2 separate regions of the Homo sapiens genome follow, and region 1 is linked to region 2. A link is a contact called in ENCODE Hi-C or POLR2A ChIA-PET data. All regions are on one chromosome and are shown on one strand. The core of a region is the stretch at or near the end of the contact, and the rest is flanking DNA. Distances in the headings are between cores, read along the strand shown.

Region 1 (4,816 bases), core at 2,108-4,607, 120 kb before region 2:
GGCAGGGCTACCCCATCTAGAGTAGGGGGGCTCCTTGGGCCCCCCAAAGCGGACTGGGTGTGTGTGAGCACAGTTACTCCCTCAGCTTGTGTGTGGTGTTGCGATGAAAAATTGGGGTCCTCAGTTTCCCTGGGATGACCCTGGGTATTCTGTAAAGATGGAAGATGGTGTTGAGGCTGGGGAGTGGCTCTTTGGTGGGCGGCAAGGAGAGAAGGACAACCAAGCCACCGATTCCGAAAACCTGGGAAAGGACACAGGTGTTCAGGGGCCCTGCTTGGTCCCTACGCTTTGGTTAATCCCTAGGTTTTGCCACTTCCTGGGCTTCTGTAACTTCTCTGAGCCTCATCCTCTCCTCCCCTAGGAGGGGAACCCCACCCCCTCCAACCGCACCCCCCCAGCACCCCCCTGCCCCCCCGTGGTGTGGTGTTTAAGTGCTAAGATCCTGGAATTGGTCTGCCAGAGGTCAGTTCCCCCTCTGACAAACCGCTTCCTCTGAGCCTCAATTTCTTCTTCTAAAAATTGGCGATAATAACGGCACAAGGACATTGCATCCTATTGGGGATTGGCATGGTCCTTTATTTCGAGACAGAGTCTCTGTCTCCCAGTCTGGAGTGCAGTGGCGTGATCTCGGCTCACTGCATCCTCTATCTCCTGGGTTCAAGCAATCTTCTTGCCTCAGCCTCTCAAGTAGCTGGGACTACGGGAGTGCACCACCATGCCCAGCTAATTTTTGTATTTTTAGTAGAGACAGGGTTTCACCATGTTGACCAGGCTGGTCTTGAACTCCTGACCTCAAGTGATCCGCCTACCTCGGCCTCCCAAAGTTCTGGGATTAAAGGGATGAGCCACCATGCCTGGCTATTTTTAAATTTTTATTATTATTTTTTGGTGTGAGATGGGGTCCTGCTCTGTCGCCCAGGCTGCAGTGCAGTGTTTTGATCACAGTTCACTGCATCCTTGACCTCCTGGTCTCAAGTGATCCTCCCACCTCAGCCTCCCTAGTAGCTAGGACTACAGGCCTGTACCACAAAGCCTGGCTAATTTTTTTTTTTTTTTTTTTTTTTGAGATGGAGTCTTGCTGTGTCACCCAGGCTGGAATGCAATGGCACGATCTTGGCTCACTGGAACCTCTGCCTCACAGGTTCAAGCGATTCTCCTGCCTCAACCTCCTGAGTAGCTGGGACTACAGGCACCCACCATCATGCCCAGCTAATTTTTGTATTGTTAGTAGAGATGGGGTTTCACCATGTTGGCCAGGCTGGTCTTGAACTCCTGACCTCAGGTGATCCACCCACCTTGGCCTCCCAAAGTCCTGGGATTACAGGTGTGAGCCACCGTGCCTGGCCTGGGCCCGGCTGACTTTTTTATATTTTATTGTAGAGGCAGGGTTTTGCCATGTTGCCCAGGCTAGGCCATGGTCCTTTAAATCCTTCACTCTTCCGTGACCAGAGATCGATTTACACCGTGGTCCCCTCCTATGCCTCATGCTCACAGTGCTGGGTGCTTGGGGACTGAGGCCAGAGCAGAAGGCAGAATCACAGCTCACCCCACGATGACAGTGGACACGAACTCTTCACAGAAAGGCAGGAGTCTGCAGGTTTTCTTGGAATTTTACAGTGAACAATTCAATGGCACTTCATACATTCACAGTGTTACACAGCCTACCTGGTTCCAAAACATGTCCGTCACTCCAAAATGACTCCATGAAGCAGTCACTCCTTCCCCCTCCTCCCAGTCTCCAGCAACCACCTGCTTTCTGGTTTTAATATCTTTTTTAAAAAATTAAAGTAGTTGGCTGGGCGTGGTGGCTCACACCTGTAATCCCAGCACTTTGGGAGGCCGAGGCGGGTGGATCACATGAGGTCAGGAGTTCAAGACCAGCCTGGCCAACATGGTGAAACCCCAACTCTACTAAAATACAAAAATTAGGCTGGGCACAGTAGTGGTTCACGCCTGTAATCCCAGCAGTTTGAGAGGCCGAGGTGGGCGGATCACTTGAGGTCAGGAGTTTGAGACCAGCCTGGCCAACATGGTGGAACCCCGTCTCTACTAAAAATACAAAAATTAGCCTGGCATGGTGGCGAATGCCAGTAACTGTGGTCCCAGCTACTGGTGAGGCTGAGGCAGGAGAATCACTTGCACCGGGGAGGTGGAGGTTGCAGTGAGCTGAGATTGTGCCACTGCACTCCAGCCTGGGTGACAGGGCGACACTCCATCTTAAAAAATAAATAAATAAATAAATAATTTTTAAAAATGAAAGTAGTTACATTTAGTAGAAGTCACACTTTCTGATTTTTGGTTTTGCGTGTTTCCTACACGCAAATGCATAGTTTCCTACCCACCACTATGATCAAGATATGATTTAAAGAAAAAATAAAACAGGCCGGGTACGGTGGCTCACGCCTGTAATTCCAGCACTTTGGGAGGCCAAGGTGGGCGGATCACCTGAAGTCGGGAGTTCGACAGCAGCCTGACCAACATGGAGAAACCTTGTCTCTACTAAAAATACAAAATTAACCGGGCGTGGTGGCGCATGCCTGTAATCCCAGCTACTCGGGAGGCTAAGACACGAGAATCGCTTGAACCCAGGCGGCGGAGGTTGCGGTGGGCCGAGATCGCGCCATTGCACTCCAGCCTGGGCAACAAGAGCGAAACTGTCTCAAAAATAAATAAATAGATAAATAATAAATAAAACCAAAGCAAAATAAAAAAGATATGAATTAGTTCCTTCATTTCCAATGCCCCCCATGCCTCTTGGTGGTCAACCCAGCCCCTAGGAGCCACTGATCTATGTTGCCATAGTCTTACCTGTGACATGTCATAGAAATGGGATAACCCTGCCTTTTGAGCCTGGCTTCTTTGCACTGCAGCCAATTTTCTCTTGCTGAGATTATCCAGCTAAATTTACATAGGATCTGGCCCGGCACAGCGACCCCTTTCGGCCAGGTGCGAAACGGCAGGCCCGACGGTCCCCACGCAGCTCCTAAGAGGATCAACAGAGGGCGCAGTGCGCCCGGAACGCCCAGCCCCTGCGAAAGCGGAGGCTCCTCTCTCGGTCCCTGCGGGACAGCTCAGTTCTCATAGGCCAGAGGCGTGGCTTGGGGGCGGGCCAGGGGAATCCCACCTCCCCTTGCATGCTCAAGCGCGCCGGGCGATGGTAGGCGGTCTCACCCGCAGGCGGTGGAAGTCAGGGGCGCGGCTGCGGCCCCGCCCCTTCCCGGACTCGCCCCGCCCGTCCCCTCGCCGCGCATGTTCCCAGACGCCTCAGGCCATGGCGCGCGCGCTCCCGCCAGCACGCACGTCTGGCCCCGCCCCCGCGCCTGGCGCCCGCGCGCTCTCTCGCACGATCTGCTCCCGGACTCCTTCAGCGCGCTGCCTGCCTGCCCAGGGCCTTCCCGGAGAGCAGGTGACGGCGGCCTCCGGGCATGGAGCTCGCGCTGACGAAAGGTTCTGGAAGCCGCCGTAAAAAGTAATCAAGAAACGGGTGACAGGACTTTTCGTAAGACATTTAATTTTTACCCAGAGTATCCGAAACATTGCCGTGTCAATCTCAGTGCGATGGGAGACTGCCGGCCCCAAGGAGCTGCTCGTCCTTCTGCCGAGTTCCGGCCCGGACCCGCGGAGGAGGAGACCGCCGCGCCGGAGCTCGGACCTGACGTTTTTGTGAAGCACAGGGGGCGTGGGAGGGACCGGATCAATGCGGCACTCAACAAAACCTGTTTTTAAAAGAGTCGTGCTGTGTCGCCCAGGCTGGAGTGCAGTGACGCGATCTCGGCTCACTGCAGCCTCCACCTTCCGGGCTCAAGCGAGCCTCCCGCCTCAGCCTCCTGAGTAGCTGGGATTACAGGCACACACCTCCAGCTCGGCTGTTTTATTTATTTATTTTTTTTTTGAGACGTAATTTAGCTCATGTTGACCAGGCTGGAGTGCAGTGGCGCGATCTGGGCTCACCGCAACCCCCGCCTCCCGGGTTCAAGCGATTTTCCGCCTCAGCCTCCTGAGTAGCTGGGGTTGCAGGCATGCGCCACCACGCCCGGCTAATTTTGTACTTATAGTAGAGACGGGGTTTCTCCATGTTGGTCAGGCTGGTCTCGAACTCCCGACCTCAGGTGCTCCGCCCGCCTTGGCCTCCCAAAGTGCTGGGATTACAGGCGTGAGCCACCTCTCCAGGGCCAAAAGCCTTTTATTGGAGTACTGGGTAACACATTCAGAAGAGGGTGCATAGCTTAGGCGCTCCGTGAATTTTCACAAACTGAACATACACCCAGGTAGCCAACACCCCCAGCAAGCCCCAGAATCCCCTCATGCTTGCTTTCTGCCACTATCAAGCAGTTTGCTTTCTTTCAGATTTTTAAGTTTTGAAATAATTATTGAAATGTACAGGGAGAAGTCTGGGTTGGTGGTTCTAACCTGTAGTCTCAGCTACTAGAGAGGCTGAAGGGGGAAGATGGCTTTAGCCCTGGATTTCTAGACTAGCCTGGACAACATAGCAAGACCTCATCTCTATTTGTTTTTGAGACAGAGCCTCGGTCTGTCACCCATGCTGGAGCGCAGTGGACCTCCGCCTCCCGGGTTCAAGTGATTCTTCTTTCTCAGCCTCCCGAGTTATTTGGGATTACAGGTGTGCGCCACCACGCCCAGCTAATTTTTTTGTATTTTTAGTAGAGACGGGTTTCACCATGTTGGCCAGGCTGGTCTTAAACTTCTGACTTAAGGTGATCTGCCCGTCTCGGCCTCCCAAAGTGCTGGGATTACGACGTCAGCCACTGCTCTTGGCCTATCTTTTTTTTTTTTTTTTTTTTTAAAAGAAAGAGAT
Region 2 (5,041 bases), core at 2,359-4,858:
CTCAGGTCCAGTGTCCTGTCTTCTGGACCCCACTGGCTGGGTGTGATCAACGGGCAATCAACTCATTGAGAGAGACAGACACACAGAAGCAAAAGGGACAGATGGACTTCATGTGCTTCAGTTTTGCACAAGCCTACCTTTTTATTTATTTATTTTTTTTGAGACAGGGTCTTACTCTGTTGCTCAGGCTGGAGTGCAGTGGTGCAATCATGGCTCGCTGCAGCCTCTAACTCCCCAGGCTCTGGTGATCCTCCCACCTCGGCCTCCCTAGCACCTGGAACTACAGGCACACGCCATCACGCTCAGCTAATTTTTGTATTTTTTGTAGAGATGGGGTTTCATCATGTTTCCCAGGCTGGTCTTGAACTCCTGGCCTCAAGCAATCCACCTCCCTCAGCCTCCCAAAGTGCTGGGATTACAGGCGTGAGCCACCACACCTGGCCTGATACAGCCTTTTGTGGTGTTTCTGTCATTGCCCTGGCGGGGATGGCAGGTGTATCTGGGACCACAGGGTGAGGAGCCAACACTTGGTCTTGGACTCAGCCTTGCACACAGACGTGGTCTGCATTGCCTTTTTCTACCAACTGATCTCACACCTTTTGTGTGTGTGTTTTCCAGCCTTGCTTCCTGACTAGCATTTGCTGCCAGAAGGGGAATTTTCTAGATTGAAAAGTCAGACTTTATCTCAGTTGTTATCTTCCTTTCCTTGAACACAGGTAGCACAGAGGAATGGATGTTTCTTGACAACCCAGTCTAGTCATATGGCAAAATAAACGAAAAAACAGCACCCATGTCCAAGTGAGTTTTCTGCTTGTCTTGATAGAATTAATTATGGTTGGAAGCCAGGCATGGTGGTGCATGCCTGTAGGCCTGGGCAAGATGGCAAGACCCCATCTCTACAAAAATAAAGAATAAAAAACATCAGCTGGGTGCAGCAGTGCATTTCTGTGGTCCCTGCTACTGGGGAGGCTGAGGTGGTAGGATCTGTTGAGTCCAGGAGCTTGAGGCGGCAGTGAGCCACAATGATTGCATCACTGCATTCCAGCCTGGGGGACAAAGCCGGAACCTATCTCTTAAATTTTTTTTTCTCGAGGTTCTGGAGGCTGGGAAGTCCAAGATTAAGTGCTGGCAGATTCAGTGTCTGGTGAGGGCTGCTTCCTGGTTCATAGAGGTGACTTCTTGCTGAGATCTCGGATGGTGGGCGGGGCTTGGCAGCTCTGGAGCCTCTTATAAGGGCACTAATCCTGTTCATAAGGGCGTCAACCTCATGACCTGATCACCTCCCAAAAATCCCACCTCCTAACACTATCACCTCTGAGGCTATAGATTTTGTTGGAGACAGAAACATTCAGACCATAGTGGTACTCAACAAAATATTTATTAATATGTATTAATTCTGGGAGTCAAGCAAACCTAATGAATTGATCACTGGGATTTTGACACCACGATCAGATAAACAATTTAAAAATATGTTGCATATTCTGCAGTTATTCCATGACTCAAAGTTACGTATTAAAATAAACTACTGTCAACTTTGGGAGGCCAAGGCGGGCGGATCACCTGAGGTCAGGAGTTTGAGACCAGCTTGGCCAACATGGTGAAACCCCATCTCTACTAAAAATACAAAATTAGCCGGGTGTGGTGGCGGGCGCCTGTAATCGTAGCTACTTGGGAGGCTGAGGCAGGAGAATCACTTGAAACTGGGAGACGGAGGTTGCAGCGAGCCAAGATCGCGCCATTGCACTCCAGCCTGGGCAACAAGAGTGAAACTCTGTCTCAAAAAAATAAAAAATAAAATGGAATAGATAAACCACTGTCAAAGTAGTGTTGAAAATTTGGGGATGAAGGCTGAATTTAAATCTGCTTTCATCAAGGAAACTTCATATGGTAATAATTTCTTTTCCACTTTCACTAGTGGTCTGAAATGTGGACAGCATTTGCTGCCGACAGAAGCAAACCGGCTGCCTGCCGGGTGCCCATCAGCTTTTGATTGACACAAAGGAAGGGGCTGCCTGTGGGAGAAATGACACGAATGACGTGGTGTGGCAGGCAGGGCACTGCTGGATGTGACTTGGGAGGAGGGCGTTTAGGCAGTCACAGCCACTTGCTGTCCTGTGGACAGTGGAAGCAACTGGGGAAGAATCCCCTTTCTGTTTGTCAACCAAGAGAGTCCGTATATTTTGCAAACTCCAAGTGTTGTCAAACTAGGTGCTGTTTAATAACAAGTTTAATAATAATCTGGTTTTTTTTGTTCCAACCTGCATCATCTTGAAGTGCCCTTTCTTTTTCTTTCTCTTTCTTTTTCTTTCTTTCTTCTTTCTTCTTTTTCTCTTCTTTCTCTTTTTCTTTCTTTTCTTTCTTCTCTCTTTCTTTCTTCCTTCTTTCTTTCTCTTTTTCTTTCTTTTCTTTCTTCTCTCTCTCTTTGATGAGGTCTTTGTGTGTTGCCCAGGCTGATCTCAAACTCCTAGGCTCAAGTGATCCTTCCACCTCAGCCTACCAAAGTGCTGGGATTATCGGCGTGAGCCACCTCACCAAGCCAAAAAAGAGCAGAGACTTAAAACAGATATCTATACATGCATGTTCATAGCAGTAATCTTTACAGTAGCCAAAAGGTAGAAACAAAGCAAATTTCCATCAACAAATGAGTGAATAAACAAAATGCGCTCTATCCATGCAATGGAATATTATTCAGTCTTAAATAGGAATGATATTATTGCGACCGGCAATTAGAAAGGGCAGGCAGAACTTCTGCTCCCTGCACAAAGCCGTTTAGTAAGGAAGAAAGAAGCCCCTGGAGCTGAATGACTCCAGGCCAGGCGCAGTGGCTCAAGCCTGTAATCCCGGCAATTTGGGAGGCTGCGGTGGGCAGATCACCTGAGGTCAGGAGTTTGAAACCAGCCCGGACAACATGGTGAAACCCTGTCTCTACTGAAAATACAAAAGTTAGGCTGGGCGCTGTGGCTCACGCCTGTAATCCCAGCACTTTAGGAGGCTGAGGTGAGAGGATCATGAGGTCAGGAGTTCGAGACCAGCCTGGCCAACATGGTTAAACCCCATCTCTACTAAAAATACAAAAATTAGCCAGGTGTGGTGGCGGGTGCCTATAATCCCAGCTACTCAGGAGGCTGAGGCAGTATAATCGCTTGAACCTGGGAGGCAGAGGTTACAGTGAGCTGAGATTGCACCACTGCACTCCAGCCTGGGCAGCAAGAGTGAAACTCCATCTCTAGCAACAATAACAAAAGAACTGAATGACTCCGCCTTGTCTCCAGGAACGAGGCGCTGGCCATTTGCCCATGTGACCTGGCAAGTGACGCCATTTAGCTGCCAGGCTCATTAACCAAGGGCAGCTCCTAGAACTTCCGGTGGGGATGATATCCATTGAGCACCAGGCTGTGAGCAGGGCTCCTGGATGAAGCCAGCTTGTACTGCCCACCTTCCAGAACCTTTTGTCTGCAGGGTGCTGCTTTCTCATGACAGCCATAACTTCGGGATCACCTGAGCCTCAAAAATGCACCAGGAATTCACTTTGCAGCACGGCACATTCCAGATCCCCATGTAGGGTGGCCACACCCAGATTCCAAAGGAGAACGTGGCCAGACCTGGCTCCTCCTTCAGACCTTCCCCCCTTCTCAGGTGTTTCTGCCTTGTGACTTTGAGCCATGGTGTGGCAGGAATGTGGTCTGCTTCTGCACTTGTGCTTGACATCATTTGTCCCCGTCAAGGGACAGGTTTCTTCATTTGAAGCAAATTTCTACAGCCATCCTGGTTTCGCTTTGGCAGCAGATACGGCTGGGGAGTGTGCATGGCTGGCTTTGTGCATGCCTCTTCCTCAAGGACAGCCCTACGCTCACTCTCTGCCTCTCCATCTTCCAAAGGCTTCCAGCTGGCTGCTGAGCCACCTTGCACCATGACTACAACCTGCAGTTCTGCTTCATTTCCTGATGTCTTCTCTTGCACCTTGTGCCCGGTGGCTTCACTGGCCTGTTTGATCCTCCATAGCACAGCCCACACTCTTGGGCTTTGCCTGGGACATTTGTCCTTGTGTCTTCTGGCCACTAATCTGACTGTATTAGAGTTCTATGGAGAAACAGAACTGATAGGATATGTGGACAGATAGAAGGATAGATAGCTAGATCTATATCTGTCTATCCATCCACACACCCATCCATCCATTCACCCACCCATCCAACCAACCGTCCATCCATCCATCCATCCACCCAACCACCAACCAACCATCCACCCAACCACCAACCAACCATCCATCCATCCATCCATCCATCCATCCATCCATCCATTCCTCCATCCATCCCTATCCTCTAGCTACCTACCTACCTAAAGGAATTGTCAGTTAGGTGCAGTGCTCATGCCTATAATCCCAGCAACTTGGGATGCTGAGATGGGAGAATCTCTTGAACTCAGAAGCTTGAGACCAGCCTGGACAACATAATGGGATCCCATCTCTACAAAAAATTTAAAAATTATCTGAGCATGGTGGCATGCACCTATAGTCCCAACTACTCTGCAGGCTGAGGCAGGAGGATTGCTTGAGCCTGGGAGGTCAAGGCTGCAGTGAGCTATGATCACACCACTGCACTCTGGCCTAGGTGACAGAGTGAGACCCTGTCTCTAAATAAATAAATAGTTTCATGGGATTGGGGGGCTGGCAAGTCTGAAATCTGTAGAGCAGCCCAGCAGGCTGGAGACTCAGGGAAGAGTTGATGCTGCAGTCCTGGTGTTTTGTTTTTTTTTTTTTTTTTTTTTTTGAGATGGAGACTCACTCTGTCACTCAGGCTGGAGTCCAGTGGCGTGATCTTGGCTCACTGCAACCTTTGCCTCCCAGGCTCAAGCAATTCTCCTGCCTCAGCCTCCCGAGTAGCTGGGCCTACAGGAGTGTGCCACCACGCCCGGCTAATGTTTCTATTTTTAATAGAGACGGGGTTTCAACATGTTGACTAGGCTGGTCTTGAGCTCCTGACCTCAGGTGATCCACGCACCTCAGCCTCCCAAAGTGCTGGGATTACAGGCATGAGCCACCACA

Evidence for each region. A loop is a pair of places that touch in the nucleus more often than their neighbours do. ChIA-PET counts read pairs that join two places held with the same protein, here RNA polymerase II (POLR2A). Pooled maps may share reads with other maps.
Region 1: a loop to region 2 is called in a map of PC-9, with 9 times the contacts of the local background. The contact joins the promoter of LINC01569 here to the enhancer-like site in region 2. A Hi-C loop is called at or near these places in 7 of 168 maps with a recorded cell type or tissue (HCT116, PC-9, heart left ventricle and 4 more), 2 of 37 single-sample maps with no recorded cell type and 5 of 50 pooled maps. POLR2A ChIA-PET finds 5 or more read pairs at or near these places in 8 of 52 experiments (MCF 10A, OCI-LY7, PC-3 and 5 more).

Annotation. Positions count from the first base shown.
Region 1 is chr16:4,252,330-4,257,145 of GRCh38, reverse strand. It overlaps LINC01569 (long intergenic non-protein coding RNA 1569), which reads left to right and starts at 3,357. Exons shown (of 3, transcript NR_039999.1): 1 at 3,357-3,499. RefSeq lists a silencer at 3,089-3,348 and enhancers at 3,579-3,788, 3,853-4,475.
Region 2 is chr16:4,134,943-4,139,983 of GRCh38, reverse strand. No RefSeq gene overlaps it. Among named protein-coding and RNA genes, the nearest start is that of ADCY9, 21 kb to the right of the region's middle. Within about 2 kb of position 3,608, at least 9 of the 41 ENCODE cell types and tissues checked have a DNase peak (open chromatin) inside an H3K27ac peak, as active enhancers do; they include HCT116, PC-9 and mammary epithelial cell, where a contact is called at or near this core.